2 separate regions of the Homo sapiens genome follow, and region 2 is linked to region 1. The links are chromatin loops, found by intact Hi-C in ENCODE. Cell type or tissue: GM12878. All regions are shown on one strand. Each heading gives the region's core, and the rest is flanking DNA. Links, peaks and the distances in the headings are about the cores only. Region 1 has its middle 6.5 kb from the start of LINC-ROR. Region 2 overlaps WDR7 (WD repeat domain 7).

Region 1 (8,337 bases), core at 316-8,315:
CAACAAAAAGAAATAAAGTACTAATACATGCTACAGCATGGCTGATCCTTTAAAACATCAGCTACATGAAAAAAAATCAGTCTCAAAGGACCACTTATTTATGATTCTGCTTATATGATATGCCCAGATAGATAAACCTATTGAGACAAAAGATAGGCAAGTGTTTTCCTTTGGCTGGGAGAGATAGAGAGATTGGGGAGTGATGGCTAAAAGGTGGGGGGTTGCTTTCTAGGGTAGTGAAAATGTTCCAAAGTTGATTGTGGTGATGGATACACAACTGTGAATACACTAGAATCATTGAATTATATGCTTTAAATGGATGAAGTGCATGGTATGTGAATTATATCTCACTACACTAGTTTTTTTAAAAATATAGCTTGTTTTTTAACATTCCAGATCCACTAAGGCATCTGTGCCACTTCCATGCAGGTTCCTGGTAACTTTTCTGCCATATAGCTAACGAAAAAAGGGAGAAAAGAGCCACATAGAACATGTATACAAAAAGAGAGCAAAATCCCCCATGAATATTTTCCTGTTTCGGAAGAAGTGATGCTCTATTTTAAGTTTCGACACCTTTGCCGCGTGCCACACAGTGCCCCTCCGCACAAACGTCCTGCAGTCTGTTGTGCTCCATGGTGCTCCCTTCCGTCTGCATTTTGGTGTGTTTTAAATAGTTCAAAACCACCAGAAGGCTCACAAGGAAACAGATTCTACCGCGGCTTTTGTATCACTAACAACTTAGAAAAGGCATTTGTGAAGATGCATTTGCCTTGATTACATTGCACGTGTATTTTTTTCATCTGCTCTATTTTCACTTCCTTCATTAAAAGCCTGTCTTGAAAGAAACTTGACATCTCCATAGCCTTTGGTGACTCTCAGGCATTTCCCTTCCATGCCCCACCCCACTCCCCACTCCCCCGCCCCACCGGCTTTTTTTTTTCCTACTCAAAAACGCATTGACATTTTATTGGTTTATAATATCTATAATTTCCTGATTATGTTAATGTACCACAATCCATAGATTAAATAAATTTTATGCATGAGTTACATCAGACCTAGAAAGTATTTTAAAGTGTTTTCCAGAATAAGAACTTTGAGAAATGCTGTCAAGAGTGAGAAGAAAGGCAAGGATGGAAGAGCTTGAAAGTGTGAAGGCAATGGCAAAGTTCTGAACTCATCACTCTGGAGAGCGAAGGAGGGAAAGTTGGCAGAGAACCACTGTAGGGTTGCTGGGCAGTTTTGAGGCTTTATTTGAGATTGGAGTTTGTACGTTTCCAGTGGCATCCATCTGTCTGTCCTATTGTGAGACTTCCTCCAACAGTCCTCAGCTCCTTGAATGAAGGCAGATAATTGGGTTCATCCAAGATTGGCATGTGTTGAAAAGATAGAAGAACCAGAGGGTCTGATCTGCTGAAAAGAGCGCTACTGAAATGATGTGCCAAGTCAGTCTTTTTTTTTTTTTAACAAAGAGAAAAAGACGCGAGTTCCCAAACCAACTCTGCCTCTTAGGAGGCATTCACTGCCTTCCTAAGCCCTGTGCCCCTGAAGAGGGTCTTTGATGGAGCCTCAGAATTGGTGCTTTCTGGCCTGGGCCCCAGAGCAAGTGGGCCTAAGTCTGCAACCCTGGCCACCTGCCCCCTTTCCTCTGCAGGTGCAGCAGCAGCACCCTACAACTGGGCTCAGGCCAAAGGTGAGTGACCGTAGGATGTGGGCCATTCTGCTGATCAACCTCCATCCAACCTCAGCAATCCATAAAAACAGCCCTGTCACCGAGAGGCTGCCCTCTGGAGCCATCAGGGCGCCTGTGGGAGGCAAAGAACAAGAGCTGCCTTCAGAGCAGACTGTTGCAGAGGAGCCCAGACAGACTAGGGGAAGATTCCTGGGGCTCCTCAGCAAGGCTGGCATGAAAACAGACAGGGACTCACAGGTTCCTCAAAACAGGAAAAGTGTCGGCAGTGACCCAGTGCACCCCTTCTTTCAGAAAAAGGCCTCTCACGGTGGGAGTCAGTGCTATTCATCAGATGACTTCCGGATCTCCCCTGGGGCACATGGCAAGATTGCCCTTCCTGCTCCACATAGCCATGTGACATGTTCAAGCCAGTGAAAAGTGAGTGGGAATATAAATGTCACTTCCTGGGTAGACTTAAGAAAGCACCCACTCATGATACATTCTCTTTCTCTCTGCAACAGGGAATGTCAAAGATACTCACTCTTGTATCTGCCTGCAGTGCAGAATGAAGAGAACTACAACAAAACTCCTCAGCCATGGGGGATCTGTAGCATGAGGCAGAAAGAAACTTTCATGACCATAGCATAATCTAGAAATAATCTTTTGTTAGTTACTGCAGCATGATCACCTAACTCATCCTGACTGACACATCATCTGATGAACAAATACCCCAGACTCGTGCAGTGAGAAAATGAAGGGAAAAGGAAGGTGTCTTAGTCCATTCAGGCTGCTGTAACACAGTTTCTTGGACTGGATAATTTATAAACAACAGAAACTTGTTGCTCACAGTTCTGGAGGCTGGGAAGTCCAAGATCAAGGTGACAACAGATTTGGTGTCTGGCGAGGACCCATGCTCTGCCTCATAGATGGCACCTTCCAGCTGTGTGCTCACATGGCAGAAGGGAAAACAAACTTCCTCAGGCCTATATTTTAAAGGCACTAATCCCATTCATGAGGACTCCGCCCAAAGCTCCACCCCTTAACACTATCTCATTGGAGATTAGGTATGAAGATATGAATTTTGAAGGGACACAAACATTCAGACCACAGCAGAAGGAAGCTAACATTTATTGATCACTTCTTTTGTGTCCCTTCTGCTTCTCAGGGCTGTTTATCTCTGCCCCCATCAATCATGGGTTGATTTCAGAGTTTAATCCTCAAAGGGCTGAACTTGTCCCCTTGTTCCCTTGTTTGTGAAGGTGCGGAGCAGCTCATGCTGCTGTCTAGAGGGAAAGTCCACAGTAACTTTTAGGAAACTTCCAACTCAGCATCAGTTGTGTCCAAGTGTTGGGGTTGGGGGGTGCTTGGTGAAGGATGGGGGCATGCAGGGAGAAAAACGCCAAGTCCCTTCATTTAATTAGTGATCTTGGGCCTGCAGGAAAAGAGAGAACACCCAGACGGGAGCAGAACAGTAAACTGCTCTCATGTACCAGGAGCATGAGAATGGCGCGGGGCTGGACAGGAGAAAAAAGAGTGGGAAGGCAGCCGAGCAGGCAGGTCCTGGCAAGGTCACGACAGCTAATGAAGCAGCAACAGGAAAGGGACAATCCCCTCTAGAGGGTGGAGATCAGAGTGCTGGGGTTCAAACAAGGAAAAGCCTCACACCTCTGGGACATCCAACCATTCATTTATTCACTCAACAAATACTTATTATTCACCTACTATGTGCCAGGTAATTTTCTAGGTGCTTGGAAAAAATAGCAAACAGAACAGACGATAATTCCAGCCCTCATGGAGCTTCTGTCCTAGAGGAGAAAAACAGATATGAAACCCACAAATAAGTAAAATATACAGTCCGTCCAATTGTGACCACAGCTATAGAGAAAATAAAGCAGGCAGTGTGTAGGGAATACAGGGTTGGGGCAACATTCAACAGAATTGCCAGAAAAGGCTCCTCTGAGAAGGTGAGTGACTCATGGGTATTGCAGGGATGGCATGTTTGCAGGCTCTGAGAGACAGTGTCCTTAGTACATACAGATGGCTAGGACCGGGGGGACCCAGGGCTGGATGTCCCTCCCACTTGATAGCACAGCCATTGAGTCAAGTGCACATGTATGGTTGGGATATGGTCTTCCTTTGTACAAGAGGAGATTTCTAATGCTTGTATGTGGAAGTCAGGATAGCGGCTCTGTTTCGCCCATTGATGGTTGGCTAAAGCCCTGGACAGCCCAGGAGGCCTGAATCCCCTCCCCGACACCCACTGCTGCCTCCTCCTAAGGCCTCACCTGGGCACACAGAGCCGGGGGGCCCCTGGCAGGCCGTCTGCAGGTCTTTTTCCCATGCCTGCATCTGTTTTCCTGACTCTGAGAAGGGGGAGGGAAGGCAGGCTCAGGGAAGGCTCCGTGTTTAGGAGCCAGCAGTTCACGGAAATGGCCTTGCCAGGTCCTGGAGGATGGATGGGCTGGTTACACCAATTGTCCGTTAGTAACTCCGGGTCCATTTGCCAGGTTCACATTCTCAATTCATAAAGGTTTAAAACTATGGATTTTCATTTTGCTTGTTGCACCTGTAACCTCCCAAGCATCCTCCAGGGCGTAGGGTGTCAGGCTGGCAGCCAGGCCTGCGAAGTAATGTAGCACCTCTGCAGGCGAGATGGGTGCTTGGGGAGAAGGGACATTACACAGATCAACCACTGCAAATCAATCAGGCCTGCCTTGCCTTTCAGGGACATTGGCTGTGGCTGCTGTGGTCTGCCCTGTCATGTGTCAGGGTGTGTGTGTACAGGGAGGGAGGGGTGGAAAATTCTGGAAAGTACTGGAGCTTCTAGCCCTGGTGAGGACAGAGGAACCAGGCCAAAACCCTCACTCTCAAATAACCAAGTCCACCAAAGGGCCACCACTTCCAGTCTCCCCTGCCCAGCCCACAACTCACAGGCTAAACTCATCACATCAGCACAACACTGCTCTCCCCAGATGCTTGCTAAGAGTGGCCAACAGTGCAGAGGACAGGAGCCAGGAACAACTTCTACAGGGTGGTGTTCCCCGGCCACCCTAGCAGACCTGACCACAAACCTGTGCACACACCCACGCCTTCCTCTTTGGGACCCCAGAGGGAGCCACCAGGGTGTTACCACAGTACCCTGGGGACTTCCTTTTATGGAGCCCTCGAGAGGGGCGGAGGAAGCCACATCTCAAGATTTGGTCACGATCACCTGCACATGACTATCATGGGGCCTGTTAAGGTCGCTGTGAAGGGACAGCAGAGAGGCAGAGGCCTTGGGACACCTCTGCCACGGCTCCTATGTCCTCTTCCGCATGCCTGCCTACAGGGTGTGTGTGCGCAGACGCACCCATCGCTAAATATTTCAGCAGATGAATGATTTTGGAGCGGGTGAGCAAGAGGCTGGAATAATGATTTATAGAATTTTAGAAAACTTGATTCCTTAAGTGTACTTCACAGCAGGGCCATCACACACACAAAGGCAGAGCTCTGCGATTGATCCTTTCAGGAAAGAAGAAAGGGGTGCCTGAGAGCCCTTTCAGCTTCATTGCTAGGGCACTTAGCAGTCATCAGCAACCCCGCCCCCACCCCTCCCGCACTGGTGCAAGTCCCTCACCCCGGGCCCCACCCTTGACCAAGGACCTGCCAATGGGGTGCACTGTTCCCTTGGCAGGGGCCTCTGGCTTCCTGCGCCTACCCTGCCCAATCCCCACGGCTAAGTTTTGCCCCCTCTGGGGGCTTTCCAATGGTCATCCTGACTCTACCAGAGCTGGCCTTGGCCTGAGCACAGTTCTGGGGAGTCCTGCCCAGAATGGCCACTCCCAGAGACTGGCTCCTCAGCACCCAGGAGGGTTCTCCACATGGCCCCTTCCCAAGCCCATGGGAGCCCTGCAGAGGACAGGCAAGGCCGCCACCGGCAAACTGGGCCCTCTGCCCCACAGACTCAGGCTGCAGCTCCACAATCACTCCCTCCCCTGGCCCAGCCCTGCAGCAGCTCACTCTCCAGGGTGGAGAACATGCCTTCTCGGAGGTCTCTCTTGTTCCCCCGAGAGAGACCACTGTGCAGCCAGGAGCCCCTGACTCCAGAGAGTGCTCATGAGAAGTCTCTGTCTTCTCATCTGTAAAATGGGATCACACATCATGACGGGCAAGAGACTTGAGGGCAGCAGGTGAACATCTGTGTGTGTGTGGTCCTCGTTCATGTTTATGACCATCATCCTTGTCAAAGAGGAATTTTAAAAGACATCAAGGTACCCATCTCTCACCTTCCCACAGGTATGCCATGTGGGAAATTGTCACCCCACTCTCACGGATCACCATGATGTCAGAAGGCTTTTGGGGTGTTTCTGGTTCAGAAAGTGGGAGCAATCCTGATGGGATCAGCCAGACTCAGATTCTCCCAGGGCAGCGAGGGAGGACGTGATCCCTCAGTTGCCGTCTCTCTGCCAGGGAGTTCCAATTGGCCAGGAGGCCATGTACACCATGGTGGTCCCAGCATGGAAGCGGCCCCCTATCCCTGACTCTCCTTGTCCTCAGAGGCCCGGTCCTTCCAGAGGTTGGCCGTCTGTGTGAAAGGCAGACTGTCACTGTAACAGTGAAGAAGGGATTCTGTGGGGACAGACACTGGCACAGGCCTCCTTTGGGCCAGACCTCTGTCCGCTTGGGTATCAGCTGGTCTGGCCCCAGCTTGGGCAGTGCAGAAGAGGGTCCCAGCAAGCCAGACGAGAAGCAAGGCGGAATGGCCACTGCCCAGGACAATCATTGAAAGCTTTCATGTTCGGGGACCAATTAATTATCTGAACCTCCCGATTTGAAAAGGAGGATGTTTAATCTCCCGCTTTCCCCAGGGTCTCAGCCCTTTGACCCCGCTTCTTGACCCCTGCCCTTCCACCTTGCTGCCTTCCCCAGAGGCCCGATTCTGTGCAGTCGCTTTGTTTAGTAAACAAGGCTCCCCAGTGGGGGAGGTTAAATGCAGGACGCTGGCATGGCACCTTCGGAGGAAGCCACACGCTCTTCGCAGGCAGCAAAGGACTGAGCCTGGGAGGGCCGATGCCAAGTGGTGTTCACTGGATTCTGGATTCTGTGTCTCCAAGTGAGGTTCTCGGTTCTCCTCTGGGAGAGTGAGCATTTCCTTAAGTCACAGCGCCCTTAAGCAGGGTCATTCTTGGTTCTTTTTCTGAGCATTGTTATGCAAAGAGCTGGCCAGAGGCATCCTGGCAGTGGGCACAGCTGCAGCAGATGCAATAACAGCCTCCCAAGGGAGCGAGCACAGGTTCTGGGGCTGTTGATTTCTCCATGCTCTTAAGCCATCCACTGGCGAGGTACAAGATGCCAGGGAGACCTAGGTTCAAATCCCAGTTTTGCTTCTAATTAGATTTTGGCCTTGGGCAAACAACTTAATTTTTCTTTGCCTGAGTTTCCTCATCCACAAAATGAAAAGAATGAGAGGATCTCTCTTATGGGACTGTTGGGAAAATTAGATGATAAAAGTGTTCTAGTCTAGTGTCGGGTCACTATGAGGTCTATATAAGAGTTGGCTAACTTTATTTTTTTTTCTGGTGAGAATTTTTTTTTTCCTAGAGGGTGACTCTCCCCCAACTTCCTCCCTTTCCCCAATGCCCACATGCTTCCATGGCACTAGGAACCCTACACTCTAGGTGCCACATCTGGGCATGTAGTCTAGGTCTGTGGAGTTTCTAGTTATCCTGAGCCAGTGGTTCTCAACCAGGGATGGTTTTGCCCCAGAGGACATCTGGCAACATCTGGGGGCATTTTTGGTTGTTGAAACTGGGGAAGGGGGTGCCACTGGCATCTAGTGGGTACAATCCCAGGACACTGTTAATTACCCTACAATGCACAGGACAGCCCTCCCACCCCCAGCTCAAAATGTCAACAATGCCCTGACCATGAGGCCAAAGTGAAAATAGGGCCAAGACAGAGACAGACACCCGTCACCTCCTCTCGCTTCTCACTGACCTGTGAACAAGTGGATGTTGCCAGCCCCCCACCCCAACAACAGATGAGATCCCCAGGAGGGGAGGGATGCATTGCGGTGATATTTTCATTCTCCCACATTCCCTCAAGAGTTCCCAGGAACAAAAGCAACCTCTCGACACAAATTATGTATCCTAAGAAACCAACTACAATATGCGTTCATGTAAATCAATGAACAAAAACCAATTGCTGCGGCACCAATTGTGAAACAAAGCCTCAGAACTAATGTTTGTAATTTGAAGTGTTCAAGAAAGTGATAAAAATCTACCCAGAGTGCTGGGTCCTCCTCTGTCTCTCGGTGACACTTCCCAGCCTTTCAGCTGTCACTCAGCCACAGTGGCTCCCAGGAGGGGTACTCTGCAACGCTGGTCTCCAGGGTCCCTCTGAGTTTAACCCCTTGCGAGGTGTTCATCCTCTCACTGGAGACAGAGACCAAGAAGTCTCCTTTCTGCATAGGCCCTGGTAACTTTGGTTACTGTCAGGGACAAACCAAACAACCTAATTAAAGGGGGCAGGGGCAGAGGTGGAGAAGAGAAGGGTGTACAGGAGGTTGCCCTTGAAATTTCTAGCACCTCCATAATTCTTCCTGCAAGATGGAGTCTGAATGACACCACCTAGCTGGCTAGGGGACCAGCTAGCCTCTGCCTGGTGCTCGCTCTGTAGATATTTCTTCG
Region 2 (8,337 bases), core at 217-8,216, 54 kb after region 1:
AACCAATCAACAATTAGGCAACCAAACAACCCCTCACAAGTATATACAGATCAAGGTTTGTTAGAAACAATTCATACAAAATATAATTCTATTTTTTTCATTATTATGAGCTAGAACCAGCACAATCTGACATAAGAAGAAAGTGGTCTAGTTAAAGCTTACTTAGAAGCATAATGAACACCCTCATTGCAATGTTTGCTCAAATAAATCGAGAGCCCACATATTTTTATATACACTCCTGAACATTTGTGCCATAGTTATTACTTTTCCAGAATACTTGTTTAAAAGAAATACCTTATTAGCTTTCCTTTAGTTGATCAGTAGTAGTTTGAAGGCTGAATTATAATAATTTCATAACTGACATATGCCACACATATGGGAACTACAGGATTGCAAGTTTTCCGGGGGAAAGGGGTAAGCTCTTTCTTCAACAGGATCTGTAGCAGTAGATAGGAGAGTCTTCATTTTCGGTACACGCTATGCTTCTGAACTTGGCTCTTTATCACAAAAGTCCCTTCAAGAGATTAGTTACAGTGACTGGATAATTACATTAACTAGATCATAGGGAGTGATTATTTTTATTTTAAACTACTAAATAGACTATCATTTAAGCAAGAGATGAGCACTTCAGAAGGCTAAGTGTCTGGAAAACTATTTTCTACAAGGAAAATATTTTTGTGTACATAATTAATCATGAATCTCAAATTGGTTAGCTGTTGATAAAGAAGGTGGTAGCTAAACCCTAGGAAATTGGATTGAGTAATTTCCTAGCAATCACCAGAAGAAAAGAACATGTAAACACAGAATCTTTTTGGTAAACAATATTTTAGGTAATTCAAAGGGCAATAATTTCAATCGTGAGGACTGCCACATGACCTCAACACCCAGTGTCAGAACGGCCAGATTCAAGCAGCACTTCAGAGGTGCGGTTGAGATGGCTAAAAATGCTGATCTGGGCTGGGAGTGCAATCACAGTGTTTATTGATTTTTGTGCTTCTGTTGCACCAAGCAACAAGAGCGTTCCCAGGAACCACTGGCTTTCCCCTGCCATCTCTGGCAGGGAAAAACTACCTGGTGACAGGATGGCCACATCCTGCAGAGCATGTGTGCGTGCCTCTGAATCGACAGATGGCACGAGCGGGTTCTGCCCCTGAGAAGCATGCACAAGTGACAAGACCCGGCCGTGCCACTGGATGGCACTGGGGTGGGCAGGCCCCTGGGAACAATCTGGTGTGAGGAAGGACAGAGCAACATCGGCTTGGATAATTTAGAGAACTAAAACGCAGTCACGGCGGCAGGCAGCAGCATTAGACCATGAAGCGGTGCTCCTTCCCGTCATGGGCCATGAGGATGACGTTGCGGTTGGAAGTCCAGATGAGCCGGGCCAGCTTGAGGGCATTGTGGGAGCCGGGGGACGCGGGCTGCACAGGGGGCACCTGGTAGGTTTTAATGCAGCGCAGCTGAGGTGCCGAGTTCAGCATGCCGATGCTTCCCAGCAGTGACGTGTTCATCTGGAGGGACAGGAGAGCACATGTGTCACTTGAACAGCCCTCTCCCTTTCCCTATCACAGAGACTGGGTCGATCTCTCCTGGCTACTTTCCCCTCCATCATGGTTATTCTCCTTCACCTAAGCTTGTTCTTAACCTCTCAAAAGTTCCTTTCAGTGTGCTTGGAATTGTTCCGATGCTGTTATGGTAAATGCAGAAATCTAGAGGAATTTTATAGGGGTAGAACCTGACAAAAGGAGAGTCCATGGATCTTTAGGAAGAGGGCTAAATTATACCTCTTAATAAAATGGTTCATTTAGACAACACAGATATTTGGAAATTGTGGATATTTAAAACTGAAGACTTTCATGTTCTTTACCACAATGCTAACTGCACTCACTCCCTGAAGGATGAGTCAGCGAAGACAAGTTTTGGGATTTGTAATTAGTTCAAGAAAAGGAAGCAAAGTTAAGCAGTAGATAGAGTGACAATTGGATCAAATAAAGCTCAAGACTCCCTTCCACCCCCATTTCCCACCTACTAATACCTTCACTCTTCACTTGCTTTTTAAAAACTCGCTTTCTGGAAAGCTCTTGCTTATTATAAAGTGCAGAACCAGAATCAATTTCATCTCAACACTATGTCTGTGCCTCACTGTTTTGCTATCATACTAAGGAGAGTCTGCTGTTAATATTTTATTGACAATACCTTTTTATCAATTGATAACTTCTGCTTTTTGGCAGTTTTTCTGGATTTAAATTTTAGGTTTTCTTAATCCAGCCACATAAATGAAAAACAACATGGAAATTATGAATCATGAACAACTATGCATTCAGGTTGAAGTACTAAATACTGAATGGTAGCTGTCTAAGTGAACTGTTTCCTAAGCAACTGAGTCTGAAGATTTCTTTAGATTCTAAATATTACTTAAAATATCTTCAATAGCATTATGTGTGCTATTATAATATCACATGGAAAGAATACTGAAAATCTGGAAAGAAGCCTTGGAAATAACACTTTTTCTTTGTACTAATTTTCATTTCCAATGCTTCTCTCCAGTATAACCTCCATCTCGATGTAAGATTCTAGAGATTTGCATGAAGCATGCAGATTATGATCCAACATCTACAAATGGTTGATCCATGAAACTCTGGCAAATCCTAGGACATTTAAGATGCGTTATCACTGACATCATCCCCTGCATGTGGATCAGTGCAAAACACAAGCCATTCCTTTTTCTAGCCCTTCTCAGCAGCAGGATGGTGTCAGAGGGCGTAAATCATGGCATCTCTAGCAGAGTGTGTGCAGGCTCCACTGACATTTTCACAATTTAAATCATCTTGAGTAATAACCCTTTTAAGATGACTAATGTTACTGATTTTCCTGCATTAATAATAGCGCTGAACACAACACAGAGGTGAAAAAAAATCACTAGTGTACGAGGTCACATTTTAAAACCAAATGTATGGTTATTGTTAACTCTTTCTGTTAAAGTTCGGTTCCTGTTTCCAGCCAGGCAGTTCCTTACTGTCACCCTTTCAGAAGCGTGTTTCTTTGCTTCCTTCTCTCCTTTTCCCAAAAACTTCACAGAAGATAAAAATCAATGCCTTATTGCTTTCTTGGATGTTCCCAAATAGTTAAAATATAAATAATGATGATGAGCTTAATTTGATAGATCCAAATGACACAGAAGATTGCTGGTTAACATTAACTGGCATCAACAGGCGTAGTGTGTTTTAGAAAAAATCTAATTTCTCAGTTGATAAATAACTACAAGGTATTTTTCATTCTTTATGGATTTTCTATGAATATATGTATGAAGCTTGACTTCTGCTGGTAATTCAAAATGCAAGGGGCATATAATGCTCAGACACTTCCTTATTTTTAATTCCTCTCTTCAAATTTAGCCAGGAACAAAAAATGGGTTGAGAGCTAAACATGAAAAGGGAGAGAATATCTCATGGGAATACTCTAGATGTAAAGATTTTAGAAAAGGCCATTACAACTGGGTTCCTCTTATAACCTGAGCCATCCCTACTTTGATAAATGCCTTTGGTCAGGTCAAATAGCCTTCCTGCCTGAGAATAGGGATTTGTGAAATTCTATAAGGGACATAACTATCATAGTTCACATATCCCTATTCCTGCCTGAGAATAGGGATATGTGAAATCCTGTAAGGGACATAACTATCATAGCTCACATATCCCTATTCCTGTCTGAGAATAGGGATATGTGAAATTCTATAAGGGACATAACTATCATAGCTCACATATCCCTATTCCTGTCTGAGAATAGGGATATGTGAAATCCTGTAAGGGACATAACTATCATAGTTCACATATCCCTATTCCTGTCTGAGAATAGGGATATGTGAAATTCTATAAGGGACATAACTATCATAGCTCACATATCCCTATTCCTGCCTGAGAATAGGGATATGTGAAATTCTATAAGGGACATAACTATCATAGCTCACATATCCCTATTCCTGTCTGAGAATAGGGATATGTGAAATCCTGTAAGGGACATAACATGTGGAACGATAAAGACCCCCATGTTCACTAAAATGCATTGCTCAAGATCATCCTTTCCCTATGACCTCTTCAAATTCGGCATGAATGTGAAGTATTATAGTAACGGTATTAATTTTTCCAATAAACTCAGACAAATGACTCTCTCTGAAACAACTAACAATTTTTTCAATATTAATGTTTTCTTGAACAGCGACTGGATACAAACGATGCTCGAGTAAGGACATCTTGAGCCTTGAATGAATGCAAACTATGTGGAATTATGAGATTTGGTAACATTCACTTTTTCCTGATTGCAAAGATAGTAAATACTCATTGTGGAAAATTCAAATAATAAAGAAAAGTACAAAAAGGAAAGCAAAAAACCCCTGAAATATCTTTTCCCAAAGACAGTCACTGTTAAAATTTTGGTAAACAACCTTCCAGACCTCCACATATACATAAAGATGAAGAGAAGCAGAGTTAATAAATTTTATATAAACAAGCTTATATTAAAATGTAGTTTCATAATTTGCCTTTTTGTTCAACAAAATGCTGATGGCAGTCTTCTCTTGTTAATGACTACAAATTTACATTATTCCTTTTAAATGGCTGAATAGTATTCTACTATACAATGGAGTAAATAAAAATAAACGAAACCAGTATCTACCTAATTTATTATCAGCATTTCTGAAAAAGGATATTTGCTGGACAGTGGTGGTAAGATTTGGGTGAGAGAATTGTGACTGTATTTCATTACTAAACTCCTCCTCTTGCTCAAATGCCAATGGATACAGAGAAGTGAAATATTCAAATTGTAGAAAACGGGGTTAGAAAATCAAAGGGCTTGAAAGACTGCCAAATTACATCATTTGATAGATGAGAATGTAAATTCACTCAAGTGTAACTTTGGCTTTTTTCTTCCCTTCAAAAATAAACGCTTCACAAAACTGGTTCTTTGAAGATTATTTTCTGAACACACAGAAACACAGCTATAATTCATCACAACAGGAAATGTTTTAATGCTATTCCCAATGTAAGTAATGCTGCACACAGACCTTACTAAGTCTCACTTGAGTAATTATCCAACCAATATTTCTCATTAACACTCATTTCTCAGCAAAGATTTTAATAGCTGATAGCTTTAGTAAGGCTCTGTATTAATAAGACTTCATTAACTTTTCAAAATATATTACAGTACACTTACTGGAATAATATAAAAGTATTCTGATACATCATTACAACGAAACAACATGTATCTAAATAAATCAGCAAAGCCCATTTGGGGAGAGCAGCAGTAGATCTAATACTGTTTTTTGGACTCTTAATTCAAATAAGACAACTACAATTCTGGAAGAGATTTCATTGCATTTTCCTGAGAAAGCTGAAAGGACTTGTTTTTGTATCTTCCATTAAAATTTCAAGACTGAGTTTGGTACAACATAAACATGAAGAAATGGGCTGTATGTTAAATTCCGACATTGGTTTTAGAGGCAAGAATGACCTGGGTGTTGCCTGGGCTGCTTTGGCTTTGGCATGTGCAAATAACAGGAAGCAGCCCTTGGAGTAGGTGAGCTTGTGGATTAAGGACATGTACTGCAGCCCCACTGTGTGCAAAGCCACGTGTCCAGGCACACAGATGTGAGTGCGCTTGGCAAAGCCCAGAGTCAACAGCAGGAGGCTTCAGAGAGGAACTGGAAGACAAAAAGATGTTACCTGAAAAGGAAGCCATCTAATAAACGAGCTTGGTCTCTAAGTGAAAAGGATGTTACCCATAATCCCATCAGTGACCTGGGCAGTAATTTTGATATAAATAGAAAAATATTCAAGGAAGGGATGAGCATATCCAAATAAAACCTTGAAGATCTTAGGGGAAAAAGATAATTTAACATTTAGAAAATTTCATTTAAAATACTCCTGAAAATACTGGGAAAAGTTTCAAATCTGGCTAATATGTGAGGTATTTCTTATATAAGAAATTATGTTTTCTTAGCAGAAAGAAAGTTGGAAAAAAGAGATGTTTTGTTTGTTTATTCCAAAGAAGAAACCCTGGACAGAACACAGGTTTCTGGCAAGCACGGACCCATGACTTACTGATCTCTGTGTCTCTAATGCACAGGCCAGTACCTACCACTCAGACATCCAATAAATGTGGAATGAGTGGAGCTTTATATAAATATTCCTCCAAGATCCCAAGAGAACAGGAAATAAAAGAAAATTTGTATGAAGGTACAGCTGACATAACAGAGGCCATTGAGTTAGACACGAGTGGCGGCGGGGGGGACCCCAAAAAAATCAGTAGGTAAAATCCTTAAAGAACCACTGCTGCAAAAGCCCAGTTTCTGGACACCTAATGGAATCACTGTGGAATTTCAGGAGTGGAAAACACCAGTGCTGTGGATACTCACTGGGAAAATGAGGGCTGGGTGAGATCTCTGATAAAGGGAGTTTAATATGAGCGAATTAAGATGCTGGAGATATATTCTGGAAGAAAGGCTAATGAGAAAATAAACTGGAAAACTAAATTAGATAAAAGTAGAAGAAGTCTGACAGATTTTGAAGTTGTCATGCTTTAATAGCACGTTGTTACTTAAGTAATTTATTGTATCCATTTTACATTTTATTACCTATTGATTTTTTCCAACTATCACCCAGTTATGCTGAAGCCTTGTTTAAACTTTTATTTTGTTTTGTTTTAGATTTCAAAGCAATAAACTGAATCTCATAAAACATACTGGCATTCTAAGAAAATAAAGGTAACAACAAAATTTTAAATTAACTTTTTTGGGGGTGTTTAATTTCTTGGTAATTTTCAGGACTAAAAGAGTAAGGTAATTAAAAAGAAGATGGGATAGAAATTAAGCAGTGAGGATCAAACATATTCTATTGCCAAAATTAGTTGCTCAAAATTAATGTTCATTTTATTCAGAACTAAACATAGGCATTCTCATGAACTGCTTACCAAAGACTACGTGAGATCTTAAGAAATGTTCTGAACAGTTTGAGCATTATGAGTATTATGTGGGAAATTCAGAATGCAAAGAAAAATGAGATAATTATAAAAGGGACATGAGGTGAACACTAGGAAAACACCTTATTATCCTATGCCCTACACCCTGTTAGAGTCACAGACCCAGGGACCAAGTGTGAAGGCCTCGTGTAAATGAATAGCTGAAGCCAGCGAGGCTTCTCCTGCCCGATTCCTCTCAGGCCAGGCCCTCAAACATGCCGGCCCTTGCTCACGGCTACTCATGCACCTGTGCCCCCTTCTTAACCACCCACACCTCCTGACCCACCCTGAACACTGAGCCCTTCCTCCACATCACTCAAGCCTCAGTTTAGGTGTCACTTCCCCTGAAAAGCCTTCCCACCACCTTATTCTCAGGCTCCCCTGGGACCATAATTGCTTGCTTATTTATGTATGTCTACTTCAGACTGCAAGCTCCATGAGAGCAGATGCCCCTCTTTCCAGATTGCTAATTGTATTCTCAGCACCCTGCATGCTAGTGCCTGGCACATCATCAGCAATCAATACAGACTGGATGTTTGCTGCAAGGAGGGAGGGAGGACAGGAAGGAGGGCCGGCAGGTAGGCTCAACAGGAAGGCTTACTACCAAAGGCATATCACGCAGTATATGCTTTAAGACCCTGGAGCATCTACTCTTACCTGCCAAAAAGAAATGTGGCTGTCAGTGTTTGAGTAGGTGGCAAGATATCTTCCATCAGGAGCAAAAGCCACTGCAGTGATTGGTCCCTTGTGTCCATGGATTGTCTAAAATAAAATTCAGATATCATGAATGATAAGCATTTCACAGGACAATTACAAGTACACACACAAATGCATTCAATGTTGAACAAGTTACGTCATGGGTATTAGATGCTGTTATCTTCTTTGTTTATAAAATCAGCTTAGAAAAATAAGCAAAGCAACAGACGTTCTCTCATTGAGGGAACTCTCCAAGGGCTTCAATCTTGTTCTGAGGTGTCCACCTGCCTCCTAGTTGGGGAGGGCAGCATGAGCCCAAAGAAAAAGCATATATTAATAGGCAAACCAATGTGCTAATTCATTTATGTCCACCACAGGGAAAAATTTTACAATTAGTTAGAAAGGTAAGAAACTGATCACCAGAAGTATCCAGGAACTTTGCTCATCTGAAATAAAAAACAATCAAAGCTGCGTTATAAAAATCCCTGTTCTGGAAGGAGTTAAAGACTATAATTTCATCTCCTTAATAATTATACACTGCTCATGCTTTATGCTTCATTTTCTACCAATAACACTGTATTTAAATGTATATAGCTGCAATTAGTAAATATACATCCACACACATGTGGGAGG

The links. Peaks named below come from ENCODE experiments on the same cell type or tissue, not always from the same donor. Only the 100,000 strongest peaks of a DNase experiment are listed, where the experiment ranks them.
Region 2: a loop joins it to region 1, with 5 times the contacts of the local background. A loop is called at or near these places in 2 of 110 quality-filtered maps.

The regions. Positions count from the first base shown.
Region 1 is chr18:57,074,441-57,082,777 of GRCh38, reverse strand. No RefSeq gene overlaps it. Among named protein-coding and RNA genes, the nearest start is that of LINC-ROR, 6.5 kb to the right of the region's middle. RefSeq lists enhancers at 3,456-4,404, 4,690-4,759, 4,405-5,354, 5,355-6,304. In GM12878, for the core only: a CTCF peak has its summit at 4,303; a DNase peak (open chromatin) is centred at 4,767; H3K27ac peaks cover 597 bases.
Region 2 is chr18:57,020,178-57,028,514 of GRCh38, reverse strand. WDR7 (WD repeat domain 7) reads right to left here. Exons shown (of 28, transcript NM_015285.3): 27 at 7,666-7,770; 28 at 1-1,511. The coding sequence ends at 1,308. Among named protein-coding and RNA genes, the nearest start is that of WDR7-OT1, 16 kb to the left of the region's middle. In GM12878, for the core only: no CTCF peak of the experiment used is centred there; DNase peaks (open chromatin) are centred at 4,874 and 7,424; H3K4me3 peaks cover 396 bases.